Regions from separate parts of the Mus musculus genome. Here regions 2 and 3 are each linked to region 1. The links are chromatin contacts, found by Hi-C or POLR2A ChIA-PET in ENCODE. All regions are on one chromosome and are shown on one strand. The core of a region is the stretch at or near the end of the contact, and the rest is flanking DNA. Distances in the headings are between cores, read along the strand shown. Region 1 overlaps Fhad1 (forkhead-associated (FHA) phosphopeptide binding domain 1). Region 2 overlaps Fhad1 (forkhead-associated (FHA) phosphopeptide binding domain 1). Region 3 holds the start of Efhd2 (EF hand domain containing 2).

Evidence for each region. A loop is a pair of places that touch in the nucleus more often than their neighbours do. ChIA-PET counts read pairs that join two places held with the same protein, here RNA polymerase II (POLR2A).
Region 2: a map of heart shows a loop between it and region 1 (2.1-fold over the local background). The contact joins two enhancer-like sites. A Hi-C loop is called at or near these places in 2 of 37 maps with a recorded cell type or tissue (heart and left cerebral cortex). POLR2A ChIA-PET finds 5 or more read pairs at or near these places in 2 of 5 experiments (Patski and embryonic stem cell).
Region 3: a map of heart shows a loop between it and region 1 (1.9-fold over the local background). The contact joins the promoter of Efhd2 here to the enhancer-like site in region 1. A Hi-C loop is called at or near these places in 5 of 37 maps with a recorded cell type or tissue (Patski and heart). POLR2A ChIA-PET finds 5 or more read pairs at or near these places in 2 of 5 experiments (Patski and embryonic stem cell).

What each region holds. Positions count from the first base shown.
Region 1 is chr4:141,912,435-141,916,105 of GRCm38, forward strand. Fhad1 (forkhead-associated (FHA) phosphopeptide binding domain 1) reads right to left here. Exons shown (of 32, transcript NM_177868.4): 24 at 3,499-3,625. It overlaps Gm42338 (a long non-coding RNA gene), which reads left to right. Exons shown (of 3, transcript XR_881551.2): 3 at 964-3,162. Among named protein-coding and RNA genes, the nearest start is that of Gm42338, 4.4 kb to the left of the region's middle. Within about 2 kb of position 1,782, at least 1 of the 3 ENCODE cell types and tissues checked has a DNase peak (open chromatin) inside an H3K27ac peak, as active enhancers do; it is heart, where a contact is called at or near this core.
Region 2 is chr4:141,950,247-141,953,917 of GRCm38, forward strand. Fhad1 (forkhead-associated (FHA) phosphopeptide binding domain 1) reads right to left here. Exons shown (of 32, transcript NM_177868.4): 13 at 1,236-1,431. Among named protein-coding and RNA genes, the nearest start is that of Fhad1os1, 31 kb to the right of the region's middle. Within about 2 kb of position 2,030, at least 1 of the 3 ENCODE cell types and tissues checked has a DNase peak (open chromatin) inside an H3K27ac peak, as active enhancers do; it is heart, where a contact is called at or near this core.
Region 3 is chr4:141,872,930-141,876,600 of GRCm38, forward strand. Efhd2 (EF hand domain containing 2) reads right to left here and starts at 1,991. Exons shown (of 4, transcript NM_025994.3): 1 at 1,631-1,991. The coding sequence starts at 1,938.

The DNA of each region.
Region 1 (3,671 bases), core at 532-3,031:
CCCTGTGGAGGTCTCTGACAAACAGTTCGGAGAGATCCTCTTTCCTACCGTGACAGACGCTCTCATGCACCATCCTGGGATTTTGTTTCTGACACAAGCAATGGTTAATCTAAAAAGAGCAAACCTCAACTAACTGAAAAAAATGCCTCTGTAAGATTGGTCTGTGGGGCTGGGCAGGGGTGGTGCACACCTTTAATCCCAGCACTTGGGAGGCAGAGGCAGGTGGATTTCTGAGTTCGAGGCCAGCCTGGTCTACAAAGTGAGTTCCAGGACAGTCAGGGCTACACAGAGAAACCCTGTCTCGGAAAAAAAAAAAAAAAAAAAAAAAAAAAACTCAAAAAAGAAAAAAAAAAAAAGATTGGTCTGTGGGGTTCCTTTTTTTGTTTTTTCGAGACAGTGTTTCTCTGTGTAGCCCTGGCTGTCCTGGAACTCACTCTGTAGACCAGGCTGGCCTCGAACTCAGAAATCCGCCTGCCTCTGCCTCCCAAGTGCTGGGATTAAAGGTATGCACCACCATGCCTGGATATTATTATTATTATTATTATTATTATTATTATTATTACTATTAATGATATGGGAGGGCTCAGCCCCCTGTGGGATATAGGGCTACCATGGAACAGGTAGTCCTGCGGTTATATAAGAAGTCAGGGTGAGCAAGCCAGGAAAAGCAAGCCGGTAAGCAGCACTCTTCCATGGCCCCTAGTTCAGTCCTAGCCTGTAGGTTCTGGCCTGGAGGAGTTCCTGTCCTGACTTCCTTCATTGATGTACTATGGTAAGCTGTAAGATGAACCCTCTCCTCCTCAAGTTGTTTTTGATCCGCGTGTTGATCACACCAATAGAAGGCAAGCTGGGGCCATCTTAAGTCCCGCCTTAACGGCTGCACAGGCCACGTGGCCCCACCTCCTCCCTGGGACATTTTACTCTATACTTGTTTCTTTCTGTCTCCTCCCTTCCTGCACACAGGCTCCATGAGGGCCAAGGATGCTTCCTGTGGAGACAGATCCTCTCAGAATGGTCTTCAAGATGTGCAAAGTCCTGAAGGCCTGAGGAGCCTGTCCCCAGCTCAGGGCTGCCGGGCGAGTGAGCAGACCCAGCTACTCTGGTGTACTGCCCTGAAGCCGGTCCACCTCAGGGTTTGGTTCTGTTATTCATCTGCTGGAGAGGGCATCTGTTTGTCTCAGAAGGAGCCACGTCTGGATGGAAGCAGATAGGAGATGCTGAACTGGGGAAGAAGGAGAGGCTCAGCAGCCAGGCCGGACTCTTAGTCTTTCCTGCACTGGGAGAGGAAGCCCCACGTGACCCTTCCTCATGCCCCTCTGGGAACTCTCTTACTGAGAGAGGACTCGGATTCTTTCTCATACAACTCTTGAGCCCTCTGACCCTCTCTGGCTTTGGAAACAGGAAGTAGCCTGGATGAGGACCACTGTCCAAATGCCTTTTATCTTGGGCTCTCCCTCCCCCATCAGCTTCAGCTGTGAGACAGAAACTAAAAGTAACCATTCAAACTTATGGGGAGTGGCTGGGCAGGGGTTGGGGGGGGGGGCGGAGGGCTGGTATGTGTAAGGTCCCTGTGTGCCTTTCTCTGTCTGTAGCACAAAGTTTGGTATACAGTAAGTGCTCAATACTGGCTGTGGGTCAGGTCCTGCTTTGCAGGCTTAGGAGTCCAACAGGAGCAACTGGATCTCCTACCCAGCTTAGCTTTCAACCCACCTGGGTCATTGCACTCTTCCTTCTGGTTGCCCTGAGAAACGGGAAAGCACATCTATTTACGTGCTCTGGCCAGCACTCAACACCAGGGACGGCTGGCTGGACCTCAAGCCCTTTCATCTGGGCCGCCGGAAGCCCTGGCTCGCTGGTTGTCTGGCAGGGGCAGTGTCTTTGTTGACAGAGTTGGCTTTGTTTCTTCTGCAGATGCTTCCCAGAAGCATCTGGTTTCCCAAAGTGAATGGAAAGGATGCTCTGAACTCTAGGAAACGGAGACCTCAAGGAACCACTGTGCACCACAGTCGGCCTACTAGGAATGATGGCTCAGGCCACAGTACCAGGCATGGGTGCAGAGTATCAGCTTTGAGGACCACCTGACCGGCCACTCAGGCATGCTTCCCACTGGATGAGCACCTGGGACTTCCGGGCAGTCACACAGGGAGACCTTATCAAGTGACCACCATGGTATGGGGGCATTGTGGGGGGGTCACATTAACTGCATGGCTCTCTGGGAAGGTCATTTGCTTCTGTTCCATGCAGTTTAGAAAGGCCCTCAAGCCCCAGCAATTTCACAGCCAAACGTGAGTTCTATGTGGCAGCCATACTAATTACGGCATCAGGTTAAGGGAGACACAGCTGTGTAGAGAGAACATCTTGTGTCACCTGTCAATTAAAAAGTCTACGGCCCCTTGCTTAGGCAGGAAATAGAAGGTGGGATGCCCAGGAGGCAGAAAGAATTCTGGGAAAGAACAAGGCACGGGAAGATCCACCCAGGAAGATGTGAGGTGATGGAGCCAGGGTACCTGAGCACGGGTAACCAACTAGGTGGCAGAATGTATGTTAAGATAATTGGGTTGTTTTAGTGATGATGATCTTGTCAGAGAAGAGCCTAGCTGTATGGCCAAGGGATTTGTAAATATGTTTTGAGCCCGAGTCTTGTTTCTGGGAGGAAACACCAAGCTTAGCTTCTACAGAGCTGAACTCTCCATCGTGTGGGGACCGGCTGGATCAAATGGACACAGCATGGAATTCTACGCAGCCACTCACGGGGACAAAGTGGACGTTTACGGACTCAGTTGGAGAAGATGCCATTGAATGGAGTGGGCTGGGGTGACGGCTCAGTGGTTAAGAACATCTGCTCAAGCACTTCTGCAAGCATTAGGGACTTTGGATTCCCGGCAGCCATTTGAAAAAGTTAAGCATGGTTGTGTGTACCCCAGAGCTGGTGGGGAAGGAGTTCTCTAGGTTCAGGGAGGGACTCTATCTCAAGGTCGATAAGACAGAGACAGACGGATAGCCAATGGTCTCCACACACACATATCACACATGTGAGCACACAGGCACACAAAAGAGACAGAGAGAGATAAACAAATTGAAGAGTTAGCAAACAATTACCTACCAGGTAGAGGTTTGTACAGGTCATGTGTTTGTGAGTATGCATAAATAAAATATATTTCCCAACAAGTCTCTGAAGTGGGAACTGTCATTCTCAGAGTGGGGAACTGGTGCCCAGTGACCTCCCTAGGGCCACAGACTTTCTACATGGAGGGACTGGGATTCAAACCTAGGCCAGCTTGATCCAAGGCGGAGAGCCAGCCACTGCCCATTTGTGATTGGCAGGAAGACCTGGGGCCGCTGTTTCCACTGTTGATAGTGTGGCCCCGGAGACGGATCATGGGGGCAGAGCTCTGTTTTACTTTGTTATTTACCGTGGACAAGCGATACTCTTAGGAAAGCAAGCCCTTAGCCCTCGGGCTGTTGGAGCTGCCTGGAGCCCCACTCTCGGACACTGACCTCTTGGAAGCTGGAGAATGAGTCTGGGTGGGCTGGTTCTATCTGCAATGAGATGTCACACTTCTGGCTCAGAGTCCTAGGCTTCTGCTCCGTGCTCAGGTGGGGTCTGGGTTTCTCTTGGGAAGCCCTGGGGCAGAGAGGGGGGCATCGTGGGTATCAGGCAGCTCAGGGTT
Region 2 (3,671 bases), core at 780-3,279, 38 kb after region 1:
TCCACTCTTGCATCCATTCATCCATTCACCCATCTGTTCATGGACTCACTGACCCACCCATTCATTCCATTCATTATCTATCCATTTGCCTATTTTTATCTACCATCCATCCACCCACCTGACATTAATCCACTTACCCAGCATCCATCTACCTAGCACTATTCACATATCATTCATCCTTTCATTATATATATAATATACATCATCTGTTTATCTGATCATCTACATCAATGCACTTATCCATCTACCCATCTTTCCTATCTATCTGCCATCCATCTTCCCTCCTTTTCATCTCCCATCTCTCTCTTCTTCCTCCCTCTCCTCTCTCACTCACTCCTTCCTCTCCCCCCACCTGTCTTCCGTCTGTCCCACAGCCATTTAGGAACTTCTCCCACTGTGGCCAAGCTCCCTCTGTATGGGATACATCGCTGGCCTCTTGCTTCTTGACAAGCTGTCCAGGTGGAACTGGCTCCCAAGCTCTGCATCCTTTCCCTTGAACCTGGGCTGCATCCAGCATGCTCGGGACTCCACAGTCATGTAGACGGCTTTCAGCCATTTGCGAATGATGTTCAATTCTACCACGTCCTAAGGACACTTGAATCTTCTTTTTCCAGCCCCACCCTGATCCTAGTGTGGCCACTGTCACACTTAATGATAACTTACTATGCAGACCAGGCTAGCCTTAGACTCACAGAGATCCGCCTGCCTCTGCCTCCAAAGTGCTGGGATTTAAGGTGTGGTCACCACACCTGGCTACACTTACAAAGGTTTTACTTTAGATATTGTTGGTTTGTTTAGTTTTACACATATAAATGTTGTACCTGAATGTAAACCTGTATGCTATGTGTGGGCCTGGTGCCTGTGGAGGTCAGAAGGAGGCGTCAGATTCCATGGGATTGGAGTTACAGATGGCTGGGAGCCACCATGTGGATGCTAGGAATCGAACCTGGGTCCTCTGCAAGAGCAGCCGGTGCTCTTGGCTGCCGAGCCACCTCTCTTGCCCCTCTGCTTAACATTTTAAGTTATGTTTTATGTCTATTTTGCATTTTTGGGCATTGGTTCTCTCCTTCCATCATATGGGTCTTGGTGGGGATGCACTCAGCGAACGGGGCTTCGCCTGCTACGCCATCTTGCCAGCCTTGATGCTGCAAAGCCTTCCTCACCAACACACCTTATGTCAGGTGAATTCATGGTGCTATTCCAAACACTTGATGAGAGAAAAGGGCCTCAGTTACCTTTGTCAGAATCCGAGAGCTCGATGTCGAGGTCCCCGAGCAGCTGCTCTGTTTCCTCCAGCCAGGACAGGGACACCCTCAGGATGTTCACTACCGTCTTCTGAAGTCCTGACACGAGCGGGCTGAGCGGCAGGTGCTGAAGGAGCTCCACCTCCTTCTTCAGGTCGATGCTGCTGCAGGAATCCCTCATGCAAGCCTGGAGACAGACAGGCTGTGAGCAGTCAGACCCAGCATCTATAAATGGCCCTGACGAGGGCCCTGATGGGGCTGACCTGAGAGGGATGAGATGCTGGACCTGACCAGGAAGCAGGACAGCAGCCCATCACTGCCTGGTGGGGCCCACTTTCATTCCGGTCCTTTTGGCAGCCTATCTTTTCTCCCAGTTTAATTTAGCCTTGGTAAGGGTGTGTGTGTGTGTGTGTGTGTGTGTGTGTGTGTGTGTGTGTGTGTCTGCCTGTCTGTCTGTCACTCTCACCTTATTGCCTTGAGACAGTGTCTCTCAGCAAACCTACAGCTCCCCATTTCTTCTCATGGCCTGCCTTTACCCCATAATGCTGGGCTGCAGGACTTACAGCTATGCCTGGCTACTTGACATGGGCTCTGGGGATCTGAACTCGGGCCTTTGTGCTTGCACAGTGAGCTCTCTGACTGAGCCATCTCCCCAGCCCTTTGTCTGGACGGTTGATAGGCACAGGACGCTCCTTTTTAGGCTGGGCAATGCTGAGCTGCCGCCGCCGCCGCCGCCACCGCCGCCAATCTGTCTGACGTGAGAACCAAATCTGGCTAGTTCTAGTCATCAGAGTTCCTGTCGAGATCAAGGCACGCGCTGGACAGAAAGTGCTGTTTCCTGACTTGTTTGAAAGGGAGTCAGCACTTGCACAAAACTCCCTAAATAGCATCGTCTGATTGCAAGAGAAAGCAGAAGCAGCTGTGCGTTCTGACGCTCAGGGTTGGGGCACCAGGGGCACCCTGGACCTTCATCCTCCCTCCTCTACTGGGAAAGGCAATAGCTGAAAATAGCTTCCGTGGCTGGGCAAAAATGGAAATTTTGAGCAAAAACATTTCCTCCCTCTTTCTGCCTTCCCCCTTCACACCTTTCTCTCTGTCTCTCCCTCTGTCTGTCTGTTTCTGTGTCTGTGTCTGTCTGTCTGTCTGTCTGTCTCTCTCTGTGTGTGTGCATGTGTGTGTGTGTGTGTGTATGTGTGTGTGGGGTGGGCTGTACATGCACGTGTGTGTATGTTCAGGTGTGGAGGCTGGGATCTCAGGACCACTCCCCCCTCCCTTGTTTTTTGAGATAGAAGCTCTGACTAGGTAGTGGGCTAGCCAGTGAGCCCCATGGATCTGTCTGCCTCCACCAGTGCTGGGATCATGAGCATGCGCTATCATGCTCAACGTTTTAAAGGTGGGATCAAATTCAGGTCCGCTCGCTTGCACAGAAACTGCTGCAGCGACTGAGCTGTCTCCCCAGCTGGGTTTCTCTTTCTTACTTTTTAAAATGCAGAGCTGGGGACTTCCCAGAGTACAGAGTACAGCCATCTCTTTCTATCTGTGGGGAACTAATTAGTTTCAAGGCACTGAAGCCAAATTCTGAGGAAGTCCAATTCCCTTAGTAAGAGATGTGGCATTTGTACACAGCCTACACACATCCTTCTGTATACTTCAAGTGGCCTCTAGGCAACTTACAATACCTAGCACAATGTATATGCAGGCAGAAGAATGATAAGAAAAGAATGTCTGAGGGTGGGAATGAAGTTTTGTAGGACAGAACTTGCCCAGTGTGTACAAGGGCAACAGTACAGATGCAAAGAGCCCACCACTACAAAATCCAACCTTATCTGGTATGTGACTGACTTTGCGGGGAGGGGCGCATGCAGGTCAGAGGTCAATGTGGGGTCCTCCCCAATCACTCTCCGATTTACTTTGAGAAACTTTTTGGCATGTTTGAGATAAGGTCTCAGGAAACCCAGGCTGGCTTCAACCTAGCTAAGCATGACCCTGATCCCAGAGCCTCCACCTCCCACGGACTGGCTTGCAGGGGAACGTCCAGCTCTATGTGGCCACGTGGATCAAACCCAGGACTTCATGCATGCGCCTGAGCTACCCCCTCCCTTGCCCTTGCTTATTTTTTGACAGTGTCTCTCACCGATGCCAGAGCTAGCTTATTTGGCTAGATTGAGTGCCTCACAAGTCCCCACCACCACCACCCGCCCCCACCCCTCCCTGGGATCTTTCTGCATCTGCTTTCCCAAACACTAGGGCAACAGGTGTGTGCTGGACCCATCTTTTTATGTGGGTGCTAAGGATTCAAACTCAGGACCTCCTGCTTGTGTAGGAAGCACGTTACTGTCCGAGCTATATCTTGAGTTTAAGAGAGAAAATAAGTCTGTATGAGTTCTTTCCCCAGAGGCAATTTTGAGTCAAAGGTGGGGTCTTAAA
Region 3 (3,671 bases), core at 741-3,240, 39 kb before region 1:
GGTCAGTCAGTGGAGACTGAAGTCAGAGGGTATCCTCTTGCCCTGGAACCTCCATGTAGAAGTTTGGGGGGTGCATTATAGCGGCATCAGGAAGCTTCTAGTCACCCATAGCTGGGACCTAACGTCCTCTTTCCCTATGAGGACTGGCTGTGGGTGTGGAAGGAAGTGGGACATGGGAAAATCCTCTCTGGACCCTGGTTGGAGGGAACGCCCCCTTTCCGGGCTTCCTGATGGGTGTCTGGGCACTGTCCGTGGGGTGTGGCTGGGGCTCTCAATCTGCTGGCTGTCTTCTGCTTTGGGATTCCCTGCGTACCCCACCCCAAGCTCAGCTTCTGTGGTTTGGTCCCCTCTGGGATCCGCTCCAGCCTGGTGCCTGGAGGACCATTTCCTTTCCAGGAACATAGGTGGCTTACTAGGAAGACGGGAGGCCGGTCCTTTGGAGGGGCACTTGCATCTTCTCTACCCCTATGGGTACTCTTCCCCCATCTCCATATTGCTGGATTTTGTGGGGGTGTGGAATGGCTGAGCCCACAGGTCTTGGGGACATCCTAATCTGGTAAGGGTACAGCTTAGAATCATAGAAAGTAGAAGGCAGGGGTTGGAGACCCTAGGCAGGGCACATAGAGAGAGAATGGGCTCCAGGGATTGTCTGGGAAGGGAGGAACTGTCACTGGGGAAGAGGGCTGCCTTCTGATAAAGGGCAGGGGAGTCACCACTGCACAACCACGGAGTGAAGGGGTTCGAGGTGGGGGGGCGGGGTAATGGGGGAGAAGGGAGGGAGGGGAGGAAGGTGGACTCACAGTGTATGAAGAGGGGCTAAGTCCCAGGGGACTCTGTCCTGATGATAGGGGAGTTACATGTTTGTAGACTGGGGGACAGGGACAGAGGAGCCCTTCCCTAGCAAGACCGCACAGTGTTAAGGAAATGGAACCTGGTCAACAGGGTGGGCGGGAATGGAAAGGCCTGAAGAGTTTTCACCCACAGTAAGTAAACATAGTATAGCTGAGGGTGTGTGTGTGTGTGTGTGTGTGTGTGTGTGTGTGTTGGGGGGAGGGGGTTGTGGACCCAACCTAGTAGGAGAGAGTCCATAACTAAGCAGAAGAAATTAAAGGACCCAGTAAAAGGCACAAGTCTGGCATGGGTGCCGGGGGGAATGTCCCCTTAAGAGGCAGTAGGGTTGCCTTATTGCGGTGGGGGTAGGGAGTCCAGTAGTTAGGACGGAGCGGAAGGGAAGCCACCGGCCCTTTCTCCCTTTCTCGATATGTTTGGGTGTAGGGTGGTGGGTGCAGTAACATTAACAGTGGGAAGGAGGTCGGTACCCTGTGTGGTGGTAGTGACTCGCTGGGGACCTGCGATTATCTGGAAGGAACCTCAGGGAGCCCCCAATCCGCGTGGGCTATTCCGAGGGCAGTATCACCAGGAGGAGGGGTCACATGTCAGGAACGGGAGCTCCCCAGATCCACTTGCGTGCTGGGGTGGTGGGTCTGGAAGCCTCGTGGCTCTTTAGAAAAGCAGCAGAGTTCCCCACCCTGGTGAGACGGGGTTCTGGGGGAATCTAATTGGGGATACGGGAGGTTAGGGCCCGAGGCCGGGTCTAGGGTGGTGGGGAACCGGGTGCAGGGGCACTTACTGCTTGAACATCTTCTCCATGTCTTTGATCTGCTTCCTGGAGAACTCCTTGAACTCGGTGTAGGGGTTGAAGACGCGGCGGCTGGGCGACTGTGGCTCGCCGATGCCCTGGTTGAGGTCCGCGCGCCGCAGCAGCTTGGCGCTCAGCTCGTCGTCCGCGCTGCCCAACGCCTGGGCAGTCTCGTCGGGAGCCTCGGCCGCCGCCGCCGCCGCCGCCCCGTTGAGCCCCGGCTGCTCCGTCGCCTCGCCGCCTTCGCCCTCCATCTGCAGCCTCCGGCTCAGCTTGCTGGCCAACTCGTCCGTGGCCATGGTGGCCCGCGCAGCGCTGCCTCGGCCGGGCCCCTGCTCTGCGCCGCGCTCCCGGCCGCGCTCTTCCTCTTCCTGACACTCCCCGCCGCCAGGCGCCGCCCTGAAGGTGGGACTTAGGGGACCGCCCGCCCCCGGGCTGGCTCCCGCCGCCTTTGCCGCGTGCCGGGTCCTTCTCTATCCCCGGAGGGGGGTAGGGGGGTCAAGTGCATTCCGCTCCCCAGCTCCTCATCATCGTTCCCCTCCCTCCCCCACAGTGAAAAACCATCAACTTCTCTCTGATGACCTCTGGGTGACGCTGAGTCCCAGGAGCCCTCTGGAAGGAACCTGGGAAGGGGGTGTCCCAACCCTTCGGGAGGGAAGAGGGTCCGCTCGCAGGAGGTGGCTGTGTGTTCAGGGACTGGAGAGGGGCGCGGCTCTCAACCCGTTCTCTGAAAGGGGTTTGTGTCTCTGACACCCTGTCGGTTGCCATGGAGACCACTGGTAGTGAACCGCTGGGCGTTCTTGATAAGGTGGCAGGAATCTGAAGAAGGTGGACCCTAGCACTGGAGCCCAGTTGAGACTGTCTCCAGGGCTATCATGACTGGCGTCATTCAAAAGTGGGGTAGCTGCTATGAGGGAGATGGCACCCTACCAGTTCTCAAGGTCCCCAAAGAACTGGGAAAGGGGAAGGGGGTCGTCCTGTTACACGATGATTCAGCACAATAGCTGCCTGATCCGGCGGATGCCTGGGACTCTCCACCTCAGAGGGATTTCAGAGAGATCTCCATGTTGCCTCTTTGATGGGGATCCCAGAGGGGTGACCTCCTCCCCAAAGCGTCAGGAATGGGGGGAGCTGGAAAGGAGGAGCTCAGAGAGAATTTGTCTCTGTCATCTAGTCTGTCACTTCAAGAACAGCAAAGCTGGTCTGAAGAGAAGGCTCAGTTATTAAGAGTGGTTATTGCTCTTGTGGAGGACTGACATCCTAGCATCCGTGTAGGGTCCGGGTAGAGAGGGGCAAGTCACGAAAGGCCTGTAACTCCAGCACCAGGGATCCTAGACCCTCTTCTGGCCTGCTTATGCATCTGCACTCATGAGCATATATACCCCTCCCCCACACACACAGACTTAAAACTAAAGTAAATCTCTGGCCAGTCTCTGAGTTCAGTCAGCCTGGTCTACATCCAGGATAGCCAGGGCTCTATAGTAAGACTCCCTCCTTGATAGATGATAGATAATAGATAGACAGATAACAAACTCTGTTTGTTTGTTTGTTTTTCTTTTGGGGGTTTTGTTTTTTGAGACAGGGTTTCTCTGTGTAGCCCTGGCTGTCCTGGAACTCACTCTGTAGACCAGGCTGACCTCGAACTCAAGAAATCCGCCAGCTTCTGCCTCCCAAGTGCTGGGATTAAAGGCGTGCACTGTCCGGCGGTAACAAACTCTTAAACCTTCAAAGCTATGGTGTTCTGGCATCAACTGCAAGGTCACTAGCCATAATGCTGATTTCCAGGCTCTACCTAGACTGACAGACCTGTCCTTTGTCACTGGGATCCAAAAAGCTGCTTTTCACAAGCACCTGGGGGAAGCCTTGCTCTTTGGAGTCAAGAGTCTCCGACACAGATGCATCACTAAGATAACAGGGCAATGCTGGGTACCCAGATACTGCCCACTCCCAGAGGCAGGGTACAGAAGACCTGGAAAGCACAAGCTAAAAAGTGACACTGTGAAAACAGAGGGGACCAGAGAAGCTGCTGGCT